Regions from separate parts of the Homo sapiens genome. Here region 2 is linked to region 1. A link is a contact called in ENCODE Hi-C data. All regions are on one chromosome and are shown on one strand. Each heading gives the region's core, a stretch centred on a gene start or an enhancer-like site at or near the end of the contact. The rest is flanking DNA. Distances are from core to core; before and after follow the strand shown.

Region 1 (6,497 bases), core at 3,363-5,862:
GTGGTTTTATTTTTTTTTATGGTTTTGTTAACACTTTTGACCCTCTGGAGTATTTATTATAAGGTGCTTTGATTAAGGTGGTCTTACTGAGTATAATTCCACAACAACTAAGTGTTGTCTTATGGAAAGCCTGCTTGCTTTGAGTGGCCTATTCCCACAAAATTCCTCACCCCTTTTTATTTTGGTACAATAAATATGGAAGATATACATATGACAAGGACCAAGGTAGATAGACAGGTGTATGTGACTTGCTCACTAGAGATCTGTTCTTTTTAAACAAGATTTTATTATTTTTTATTGTAATTATTTGTACCTATTTAAAAGAAAGCAGCCTTGAAAATGAACTGCTTTCTCTAACTGCTATTTGAATACCATATTTCAGAACCACTAATCTTGTTTTTTCATAGTTTCATTGGTTAATTCATATAAAGTCTTACCAGCTGCCAGGTCAAAGCATAATAATAAAATTGGTTGCCACGAGACTGAAAAGTCTGTTCATTCTTATTTGCTATAGTTTATCTACCTTGGCCTGATCCCACCACCTGGGAGGCTGGTCAAGTCCTATCAGGGTATGGCTAAATACTAATCTGCTGTGTATTTGTATCGTTAAAAGCAAAGTCAAGGTCTAAATCAGCTAGTTAAACACAATAATATGATACTTTTGTTCTTGCTGTACTAGCCCTAATAAGGGGAGAAATGAAACATACAGAAATAGGTCATGACTTAAATGTTCATTTACAAAACTAAAGAATTTTAAAATATAACCTATGATTGTGGTCAGGATTTCTTTGTTTCTTGCTAAGAAATCATTATGAAAATAGTGATTTTCATAATAAATCGCATCATTTCAAGGAAACAACTCCAAGAATGAGTGAAGAGGTGTAACAGTCCTTGAAAAGATAAGTCATTGTCCTCACAGTCAAATACTGGAGACCTAATGTGGCTTTTCTCATTAGGGACAAGGTCAGCTGTCCCAGGTCCCACGTCTGCCCTAGGCTGTGTATTGAAGTGGGTTGTGTAGTGAAGTGGGTTGTGGTATTTCCTCAGGTGGCGGCTCATTCCTGTGTTCCGGACTTCCTGCTTGAATGTGGAAGAATCAACACAGTCAGGAATCAGTCGGTCGGTTTTTAGTCTCCATATTCCTGATTATTAACTATGTGATATCACACCAGTGTATGTCAGTTGGGGGTGATTTTCTCCCCTGCCCCACCCCACATGGGACATTTAGCAATGCCTGGAGACATTTTTGACTGTCACAGCTGGGGAGTTACTCCTGGCATTTAGTGGGTGGGGGCCAGGGATGCTGCAAAACATTCTCAGTACACAGGAGAGCCCCCAACAAAGGATTATCCTGCCTAAAATGTCAACAGTGCCGACGCTAAGAAACCCTGCATTAGACAACTCATTCAACCTCTTTGGCTTACAGTTTCCCAAGTTACACGTTCTGTCCATCATGTAAAACTAACTAAGCCTAACTACCGCTGTTGTCTTTCTAACCTCTCCCTCACCCCAATTCTAAGTCAGTAAATGTGGGGTAGGGCTCAGGCTGTTTGTTTGTTTATTTATTTATTTATTGTCTCCACACGGGATTCTGATGGGCAGTTGCAGTTGAGACTGAGAACCACTGCCCCCAGGGATCATGCGAAATGGGGTTCTCGTGGAGGTGCCAGGTTGGCCATAGGAGAGGAGTGGACCCTTTGGGAACAGCCTACCAGCAGGAGGAAGTGAGAGGCTGGTCTTCAGTGCCTGTCTATTGTGTGCTTCCACATGAGCGAAAGCCACATGAGCAGGGGACCCCAGAGATCGTGTACCTGAAGGGTTACACAGGGACTTGGGTTCTCAGTCTTTGCACGATAAGCTCGCAGCTGCCAGGAATGTCTACTTCCCAGATTTCCAGCTGACCACCATACCCTGGAAAGGAAATAATAAAACTGGACAGTTTCTTTATTAACACCCTGATTCTAGCTTCACTAGAGCTTCTCTGGGAGGTTGAAAATCTGTAACAAAAAACCTCACCCTGAGTCATCATCCCATTTTGCCACCCAGATAAGGAAACCACATTTGTTACACTTACAGAATTGTGTAATTTAAGAGCTAGTAGGGACCTTGGAAATTGTAGCCCAGGCTCCCCTCCCAGAAATCCAGAGCTGTGCCTCAGGTCACATAGCTAATTGATGGCAGGGATGGTTCCAGAAGCCTGGTCTGATGGTTTCCTGGTGTGTTCTTTTTATGTTCTTATTCTAATACTTCTTGATTGGAACCAGTTGTACTGTGGACAATCCAAAATTCTATGTGTTGTTCAAAAGAAGTGACATCTAGATGGAACTTTGCTAACACCCAGAGTCTCTTCCTTGAACTCCTCTGAAATACATTAGGAGGTGAAACAAGTATATTATGATTTCCCTATGTTAAAGCAGTGCAGAAATATCCAAGTGCCTGCTCTGTGCCAGCTGCTGGTTAAAGGCCTGTACTGCTACTTTTCTGTTCCAATTCTTGCCCCTCCCTGCCATAGCCCATTCTTCACACAAAGCCAGTGATGTCCCAAAAAAGGAACTCACACTCTTGAGGAGCATGAGACAAAATTTTAAAAAATTAAAGGAATTCAATTCATATCCTTCTGCTTAAAATCCCTTAGTTGCTTTCATTGTAATAGGTATAAGATCCAAATATGTACCTGTGGTCTGTAAGGGCCTCTGGTTTCTTTTTTTTTCCTTCTCTTTTCCTTTCCTACCTTCCTTCCTCCCTTCCATTCCCCCTTCCCTTCTCCCTTCCTTCCCTTCCTTTCTCTTCTTCCTTCCCTTCCCTTCTTTCTTGTCTTTGTCACCCAGCTCACTGCAACCTCAACATCCTGGGCTCAAGTGGATCCTCCTGCTTCAGCCTCCTAAGTAACTAGGACCACAGGAGCATGTCACCATGCTGGGCTAATTTTTGTATTTTTAATAGAGATGGGGTTTTACTATGTTGGCCAGGCTGGTCTCGAACTCCTGACCTCAAGTGATCTGCCTGCCTTGGCCTCCCAAAGTGCTGAGATTACAGGCATGAACCACTGTGCCTATCCTGGACTTTATTTTTTAAATGAAACCAGAATGCCAGTTTATTGATATATGAGAAATGGAACTGCTAAGCAGAGTAGATTCCTTTTTTTGAGGACAGTGTATGCTTCCTTTCGGAAGAATAGCCAGGTGAAGCAAATATAAAAGGAGAAGGCTACTTATACTGGCTAAGTATAGACTCAGGACCCAGTGAATTGGAAATCAAAAAGACCCAAGAGCTTTAATGCTGGAGAAAGATTACCATGTTAATGCTTCCTCAAAACTGGCTATACATGAAAATGGCACAGGGAGCTTTTGTTTAAAACATGCTCACAAAAGAGTGTAAATTGATTCAACCATTGTGGAAGACAGTGTGGCGATTCCTCAAGGATCTAGAACTAGAATTACCATTTGACCCAGCAATCCCATTACTGGGTATATGCCCAAAGGATTATAAATCATGCTACTATAGAGACACATGCACACGTATGTTTATTGCAGCACTATTCACAATAGCAAAGACTTGGAACTAACACAAATGTCCATCAATGATAGACTGGATTAAGAAAATGTGGCACATATACACCATGGAATACTATGCAGCCATAAAAAAGGATGAGTTCATGTCCTTTGCAAGGACATGGATGAAGCTGGAAACCATCATTCTCAGCAAACTATCTCAAGGACAGAAAACCAAACACCACATGTTCTGACTCATAGGTGGGAACTGAACAATGAGATCACTTGGATACAGGAAGGGGAACATCACACACCGGGGCCTCTCAGGGGGTGGGGACTGGGGGAGGGATAGCATTAGGAGAAATACCTAATGTAAATTATGAGTTGATGGGTGCAGCAAACCAACATGGCACCTGTATACCTATGTATCAAGCCTGCACATTGTGCACATGTACCCTAGAACTTAAAGTATATATATATATATATATATATAAACCATACCCACAAGAAACAACAACACATTTTTCAGTCTCTCCTTTGGTGATTCTAATTTATTAGGTTTGTGGCTAGGGCTTGGGAATCTATGTTTTATTTTAAATACTGCTCTAGTGATTGTTGGTGGACAACCTGGTTTGGGAACCAGTGTCTAGCTCACCTTTACTCCCAGCCTGAGTAAACTCAGGCTGGAAGAGATCATATGTCTCATGCAGAGTCACACAGCAAGTGAGTGGGAAGATAGAACTCAAATCTCCCTGTCCTCTCTATGCATTGTTCAAACAACATAGTAAGATTCTCAGGGACAGAGGCAGCACAGCCTCGGAAATTGTTGGTTTCTTAGTTTTTTTCTCTATTTACATGAAACTAACCAGTCTAGTGTCAAACAGGAAATATACACAGCATAGTTTTTCTTTTTTTATTGCAAAGTGTCAGATTAGGACCAGTAACATCAGCACCACCTGGGAACATAGAAATGCAGATTTTCAGCCCCACTCCAGACCTACTGAATCTGAAACTCTGGTGGGGCCTAGAGTCTGTGTTTTAAAACCATCTAGGTGACTCTGATGCACCCCGAAGCTTGAGAACCACTGTCTACAAGTACATTTCATGACTCAATCGCTGGTTAAGGCTGCTGACCTCGGCCTTTGTAGTTGATGAGTCATTAACATTGAGGCCTTAACTTTCCTGGCCATCTGCTTTCCTTGGTGATATTTATTCAAAACAGGTGACATTTATTCAAAAACTATTGTTGTAAGTCTTCATTAGAATGCCATACACAAGCGAGGGAATGGACTTTTATTGAGCACCTGCTGTATGTGAGACACTGTGTGTGAGGCTATTACTTATTTCATTTGATTCTCACAACCACCTTGCTAGGTCAGTATTATTATCCCTATTTTACAGATTTGGTATCTGAGGCTAGTAGAAGTTAAATATGATCTTGATGTACAGGCTATTTGCCTAACTGTAGTTGTACATTTTTGCCATCTGTTGTCTCCCTAGAACAGTGGCTTACAAACTTGATTGTGTATAACCAGAAAGCCCCTGGGAAGCTTGATATAAATGCAGATTCCCTAGGCCTCCCTTGCAGAGATCCTAATTCAGAGGCCTGAATGGGACCCAGAATTTTGGATTTTCATCACATATCCTAGGTGATTCTGCTGCCAGTCCTGGATCCATTTTCACCTGCCCTAATTGGTTGACCAGTTGCCCCTCAAGGCTTCTCTGAGGTTCTGTGTTGTCCTGTGTTTTGTGGTCACAGGCCTCGGACACTGGGTGGAGAAGAAATAGAAGAGTATGGGAGGACAGGCCATGGGGGCCTTTATTAAGAGTCTTATCTGCCTGGCTCTTTCTGCTGTCTCTACTGCTTCTTAGAGGGTTCCTAGGCCATATTTTGGCTTTGAGTAACTTGTGATTCTTTCCATTATCTATCCCAAAGTTTGGAACTGTTCTTTTAGCAACTGTGCCCTTTTGTCTGTGGGGTGCATAGATGTGAGCAATTTCCTTCAGGCTGTAATTAATAAATGTGGAGTAGGGAGTTGCTTCAGCTTTTGAGTTCAGAAATGGTATTTCATCCGTTTGGTGATACAAGCCCTTATTTTTCAGGGATAGAATTGACATAATTAGTGAATGACTTGGCTTAGAACTTAGAACTTAGAAATGCAGATTTTTCAGCCCCATGTCAACGTACTGAATTCACTAAATAATTAGAAGACTGGGCCAGGTGCGGTGGCTCACGCCTGTAATCCCAGCACTTTGGGAGGCTGAGGCGGGCAGATCACGAGGTCAGGAGATCGAGACCATCCTGGCTAACATGGTGAAACCCTGTCTCTACTAAAAATACAAAAAATTAGCCAGACGTGGTGGCGGGCGCCTATAGTCCCAGCTACTTGGGAGGCTGAGGCAGGCGAATGGCGTGAACCCAGGAGGTGGAGCTTGCAGTGAGCTGAGATCGTGCCACTGCACTCCAGCCTGGGTGGCAGAGTGAGACTCCCTCTCAAAAAAAAAAAAAAAAAATAATAATGATTAGAAGACTGAATAATCTGGTGCTATTATGAAGGAAAAAAGTGAAATGGAAATTAAAAACAAATTTCAGATATGATGCCTCTTCTTTGTGAGGTGGCAGGCTGATTTCTGTTCACAAGTTTAGAAGCGGCTACTGACATAAATACCCCAGGGCTCCCATAGTGTAAAAGAGTCATTTCTATGAAAATATAGTGGAAACCTGCCAGGCTTTTGTCCAGTAGAGAAATCAGAAATGTTGAACTATTAAATTTCTTTAATATGTTTTAGTCCCTGAAACAAAATGTGTGTTACAAAATGGGAAGGAAATTCACAAAAGCAAACATTGCAGCTTCCTGAAGTCCACTATATATAAAGCAAATTACAGGTTATGTTTCTAAGAATACTTTCTTTTTCTACCTGATACTAGGGTTGATAATAACAATATGCAAGTGAGTATAATAGCTACAGCTACCATATGTGTCAAGAGTTATACAAACATTTTCT
Region 2 (6,497 bases), core at 1,623-4,122, 1.1 Mb before region 1:
AAAACAAGAAACCTGCCTTTGTAGTTCAGTATGTTAAAACATTAAAGGAGGGAAAAAGAACATACCAACAGCTGAATTAATTAGGGAAAAAATAAGTTTTGATACATTTAACACTCATTCAAATTAGGAATTAAGGGGAAGAATTTTAAACATAATAAAAAGAATCTACCAAAACCCTAGAGCAAACCTCAAATGTAGTGATTATTAAAAGTGGGCTTCTCAAAATCATAAACAAGGAAGCTCACCATCACTTTTTCTATTCCATATCACACGGGAAGTCCTAAACAGAGAAAAAGAGAGAATGTAGGAGAATTATCAAGGGACAAAATGATCAAAATTTGCATATAATTGTCTTCATCAAAAATCCAAGGGAATTCACAGAATGAATAAGAGAGTTCAGCAGGACTGAAGATCTGTGTGTATATAAACGCAGATGTAGCATCAACATCTAAAAATTCTACATTTATAACCAATTAGAAAATAGAAAAAATTCCACTTATTATATAGCAACTATTCAGTACCTTGAAGCAAATTATATACGCAAGAATTTTATGTAGTAAAATGATAAAACACTATTAAAGGTAAAAACCCATAAATGGAGAAGTATCATATTCGTGGAAAATTCAATAGCATAAATAAGTCAGTTCTCTACAAATTAATCTGTAAATCCAATGTAATTGCGATTTATGAGGGGGCTTGCCCTACCAGTTATTATGTTATCTTATTGTTTAGCTATCTGGTATTATAATACAGGAATGAAGCTTGAAAAATCTATCCACTTGAGCGATTAGCATCTTCCTTAGTCTATCCTTTCGGACAGTGATTATTTCCTCCAACAGAAGCAGAACTGCAAAAGGTTTTGGATTGAGGTCCCTGGGAAGTAGCATTCTAATGATCAATGCCAAGACAACAGGTGGCAAAACAGATACCATACTGTTATAATTTCATATTCTTGCTTACAGGGATGGCCAGACATTTTACTCTTCTACATGACACAGAAGTATTCTAGAAGATTCAGGTAGTGTAGGGAGTTACTCTGTTCATATGCTTCAGATGTGCACAACTCAGAGTACAGATAACAGAACAAGTAACAACTGGCCACCATATAATACTGTTTAGCTATCTCGTTTTATAAAGTAACTCGTGCTAGAATACAATAATAGTCCCTGTATATTTCTCATTTTAAGCAGGACTGTATCCCTAAGGATGCACCAGAACCAGGTGCAAAATACACTCTCAAATAACTGAACAAATAAACCTAATCCAGGTATTTAATACTATATGGTTAATGATAATGAAAATAACCGTTTTGATTGAGGCATAGCTGATAAAGAACTATATATAGAAAACAGATTAATTTGCTTAAGTACACTTTTGAACTGGGATAATCGGCCCATTTCATCAGAGAGAAGAAGATATGATTATCTTCCTACTTGCTGTGGTAAATTGGTCTGTGTATAGTTCACCTAAACACAGTACCTTTCAGTTTTAATTTCAAATATGCTTATAGATCATATGTAGATCATACGATAACTCTAGTTTAACCCTCTGATACAAACTGCCAACTATTTCCAAATTTTAATCTAGTTATTTTATATTAAAACGGAAGGGAGTTGTTAAAAGGCACTTTTTTATAAGGGTATGTATGATGGCAAATAAAACAGACATCGCCTCTGCCCTTGGAACTTACAGTCCAGTGGAGACAGACAAAAAGGAAATTCACAAATGAATTTATTGTAACAAATTATGCTAATTAGAAAGAAAAATCACTGAGACAATGAAAAAGACCAACAAGGGAGCCTACTTAGCATGGTCAAGGAAGGCCACTCACATTACAGGTTGAAGGCGTGTGTGACTGTCTCTTTCCTGAGATAGAAAGAAAACCTGGAAGAGTTTTTGGAACTAAAAGGCCAGTGAAGCTGGAGAGTTTTAGGGGGAAAAGGGGAAGAGGGAATAAGATCAAATAGAGGAGGCAGGAGGAGCCACATCGATCAGAGCTTTTGAAATGCAACAGGAAACTACTGTAGAATTTTAAGCAAAGGCATGGTAGATCAAATTAAAAGATTACACTGGCTGCTGTGTGAAAACTTGGGGATGAGGAGTAGAATGGGCCAAGAATGAAAGCACCGTTGTCAGGATAGTTGTAATTACACTGAGAACAGATAAGAAAAGGAATATTTGAACGAGAATGGTAATTCTGATTGCAGTGGGAAGCATCCTTTCAATTTAGAAACCAACCTAAAGGAAATTTACACAAGGTAAACTCTATGAACTTGATATTAAGCGAAATAACCTAAACTATCAAGTGAACTAACTATTCGTGGCAATTCCTGCTACCCAAATAACTTCCAACAGTATCTTGCTGTTTACTTGGGCTACGTTTTAAATTAAACAACATGCTTACTTGGGCTAAATTTTCGCCCACTTCAAATATCTTCTAATACGCAGGCGAACTACTCAGATCAAAGACAAAGAAAGGATAAACGGCAGGTGAACGAGATGACGAGAAGGGAATGCTGCAGAGTGAGTGGTCCCGAAGATCCAGCCAGTCTCCAGAAAAAAGTACTTGTAAGCAGCCTCATTCAGATGAAAGAAAGAAGGAAAAGTTCAACCGCCGAATTTCTTACTTATATTCTTCCTCCAAGGCGAGGAGGTCGGGTCCAGGTGTAGAGGGTTGCTGAACGGGTGGCGGGAACGGAGTCCCTGGAACGCTGCTTCTCTGTAAAAGAGCCACAGACTTTCAGACCCGAAGTTAAAGGAAGTTAGGCGTCCTAGTCGCCGGAACCCAGACGCTCCCCAGGAGCCTGGAGTTGAACTGACCGTGAGACACAGACTTCGCCCCGCCATCTTCGGCGACTGCGACGCGGTTACCGAGGCAACGACGCATCTTCCCGCGAGAGTTTCCACATCCCGGTTGCCTCCCGCCCGGGCGCCTACGCCTTCCCACTCTCAGGTTCTGTGCTGCGAGCGGCGCGAGCCTCTGGCAGCGGGCTCGGCCTTTGCTCGCAGCACTCGGCGCTGTCCCAGGAACCCAGGAAGGCTTCCTAACTGCAAATTCGACTTAGTTAGTGCAAATTCTCAACTTGTGGGGGTTGAAAGAGTTTCAGCCAAAACAGGCAGGTCCTTTGCCGCTACTCTATAGAAAGCAAGCTGGTGAGGCAATCCCTCCCTGTTGTGCTTTTCAAACCGTTAGTGGCTAATCCGACCTTCACCCCGTTTGCTTAAAGTGAGCTCTTCAGTGGAATTCAGAAGTTTTGATTTCTAATTTTTGTTTACAGCATGCATGGCTAAGACTCAGGCTCTCAAGTTAGTCAACCTAAATTATTATCCTGGCACTGCCACTTACCAGTTATATGGCCTTGGGCAAATCACTCTGTATATCGGCCACTTCATTTGTCAAATGGAAGTGAGAATAGTGCCCACTTCACAGTTATTATGAGAAGCAAATGAATTCGTGCTTAGGATCATGCCTGAAACACGTAAGCGGTTAACAATTTCAATTGTTTTGGAATAAAATTGACATCCAAAAATAAACCGTGATATGATGTATGGTCATCTGATCTTTAGAAAGGGTGCAAGACCATTCAATGGGAAAATAATTGTCTTCAACAGATGGGGAGACAACTGGATATCCAAATGCAATTAGACCCTTAACTTCACACCATATACAAAAATTAAAATGTATCAAAGACCTAAACTTAGGAGCTAAAACTCTAAAGCTCTTCAAAGAAACTGTTGGTGTAAATCTTTATGACCTTGAATTACAATTCTGAGAATCCTTGATGGATTCTTAGATATGACACCAAAAGCAGTAGCAAAAAAAAAAAAAAAGAAAAGAAAAAAGAGGCTGGGCACAGAGGCTCATGCCTGTAATCCAAGCACTTTGGGAGGCCAAGGCGGGTGGATCACCTGAGGTTGGGAGTTCAAGACCAGCCTGACCAATATGGAGAAACCCCGCCACTCCTAAAAAAAAAAAATTAGCCGGGTGTGGTGGCTCATGCCTGTAATCCCAGCTACTGGGGAGGCTGAAGCAGGAGAATCGCTTGAACCTGGGAGGCAGAGGTTGCGGTGAGCTGAGATTGCACCATTGCGCTCCAACCTGGTCAACAAGAGCGAAATTCCATCTCAAGAAAAAAACAAAAAAAAGGAAAAAAAAATAGATAAACTAGACATTATCAAAACTAAAAACCTTTAGTTTCAAAAGATACCATAAATAAAGTAACAAGACCACAGGAAGAGGGGAAATTCTTGCAAATTATATATCTGATAAATAACTTGTGTCTGGACTATATAAAGAAGTATTAAAATTCAAAAATAGGTAGGTGCAGTGGCTCATGCCTGTAATATGAGCACTTTGGAGGCTAAGTCAGGAGGATCACTTGAGCCCAGGAGTTCCAGACCAGCCAAGGCAACACAGCAAGACTCCATCTCTACAAAAAAAAAAAAAGGAAATAGATAAATAAAAATTAGCTGGGTCCAGTGGTACATGCCTGTAGTCCCAACTACTAGGAGACTGAGGTGGGAGGATCACTTGAGCCAGGGAGATCAAGGCTGCAAAGAGCCATGGTCACACCACTGCACTCTAGCCTGGGTCACAGAGTGAGACCCTGTCTCAAAAAAAAAAAGAAAAACAATTTAAAAAAATTTTTAAAAAAGACAACCCAAGTTAAAAATGGGCAAAGAAATAGGGATTTCTCCAAAGAACATATACAAGTAGGCAAAAAGCACATGAAAAGATGCTCAGTATTGTCCTCAGGGAAATGAAAATTAAAACCAAAATGAAATGCCACTTGACACCCACTAGAATGGCGATAATCAAAAGGATGGATAGCCAGGCGCGGTGGCTCACACCTGTAATCCCAGCACTTTGGGATGCTGAGGCGGGCAGATCACCAGAGGTCAAGAGTTTGAGACCAGCCTGGCCAACATGGTGAAATGCTGGGAGATAGAAGTTGCAGTGAGCCGAGATAGCACCACTGCACTCCAGCCTGGGTGACAGAGGGAGACTCCATCTCAAAAAAAAAAAAAAGGATGGACAATAACGTGTAGAGGAGGATGTAGAGAAACTTGAACCCTCATAAACTGTTAGTGGGAATGGGAAAATTGTGCAGCCACTGTGGAAAATGGTCTAGCAATTCCTCAATAGTTTATACACAGAGTTACCAAACAATCCAGCAACCACTGCTAGGTATACACCCAAGGAAAATGAAAACACACCCACATGAAAAGTATATGTACAAATGTTTATGTCAGGATTATTCATAACAGCCAAAATGCAAAACAAACCCATAATGGTCATAAACTGATTAGTAATTAAATAAAAAGTGGTATATTCATACAATGGAATATTATTCAGAAATGAGAAAGAATGAAGTACATGTATACCACAATATGGATGAACCTTGAATATATTATGCTAAGTGAAAGAAGCCATTCACAAAAGACCAAGTATTATCTAATTTCTTTCACAAAAGATCACATACTATAGGATTCTATTTCAATATGACTACATATTGTAGGAAATGTCCGCAATAGGCAAATCCATAGTGACAGAAGTAGATTAGTAGTTGTCTAGGCTTGGCAGATGATGGAGGGTTAGCTAAGGAGTTGCAGGGTTTGGGGGGCGCTAGTGAAAATATTCTAAAATCAATTGTGTTGATGGTGTACAACTCTGTGAATACACTAAAAGCCAATTAATAGTACACTTTATATGGGTAAATATAGATATGTGAAATAAATCACTCAAGCTGTTAAAACATCTTAAAAATAAACTATTTACAACATCGAGGGATAAAGAAAGGAACACTATGCTAGCACTAATCAAAAGGAAGCTGGAGTCGCTATATTAATTTCAAACAAAGATGACATCAGAACAAGGAAAATTATCAGGGACAAAGAGGAGCATTAATGATAGAGGTCAATTCTCCAAGGGGATAGAACAATCCTGGTGTAAATCCTCCTAACAGTAGTGTCAAAATGCATGAGGCAAAAACTGGTAGGACTTGCAAAGAGAAATAGACAAATCCATCATTATATTTGGAGACTTCAATACTACTCCTTCAGTAATTAACAGGTTAAGCAGGCAGAAAATCAGCAAGAGTTGCTCTGGACAGCACCATCAATTAGCTTGATCTAATTGACATTTATAGAATACTCATTTCAATAACAGCAGAATACACATTTTTCTCAAGGTCGCATGGAACATTCACCAAGCTAGAACACATTCTAGCCATAACACACTTTAATAAATTTAAAAGAATATAAATTATATAGTTTAGGGTAGCTGTAATAAAGCACCACCAAGTGAGTGGCTTAAAACAACAGAAATTTATTGTCTCATGGGTCTGGAGGCTAGAAGTCCAAAACCAGGCTAGAAGTATCACCAGGACTATGTTTTGCTTGAAACCTGCAGGGGAGACTCTTTCTTTGCCTCTTTCTAGCTTCTATGGTGGCTGTCACTTCTTGGCATTCCTTGGCTTGCAGCTGCATCACTACAA

What was found. Hi-C counts contacts between places; a loop is a spot of excess contacts on that map. Pooled maps may share reads with other maps.
Region 2: a loop to region 1 is called in a map with no recorded cell type, with 13 times the contacts of the local background. The contact joins the promoter of TEX9 here to the enhancer-like site in region 1. A Hi-C loop is called at or near these places in 5 of 37 single-sample maps with no recorded cell type and 3 of 50 pooled maps.

What each region holds. Positions count from the first base shown.
Region 1 is chr15:55,277,991-55,284,487 of GRCh38, reverse strand. All of the region lies in intron 1 of RAB27A (RAB27A, member RAS oncogene family), which reads left to right. Among named protein-coding and RNA genes, the nearest start is that of RAB27A, 8.6 kb to the left of the region's middle. RefSeq lists an enhancer at 4,503-4,797. Within about 2 kb of position 4,612, at least 15 of the 41 ENCODE cell types and tissues checked have a DNase peak (open chromatin) inside an H3K27ac peak, as active enhancers do.
Region 2 is chr15:56,361,801-56,368,297 of GRCh38, reverse strand. It overlaps TEX9 (testis expressed 9), which reads right to left and starts at 2,872. Exons shown (of 12, transcript NM_001395496.1): 1 at 2,821-2,872; 2 at 2,628-2,719. The coding sequence starts at 2,847. RefSeq lists enhancers at 2,579-2,628, 3,169-3,218, 3,229-3,408.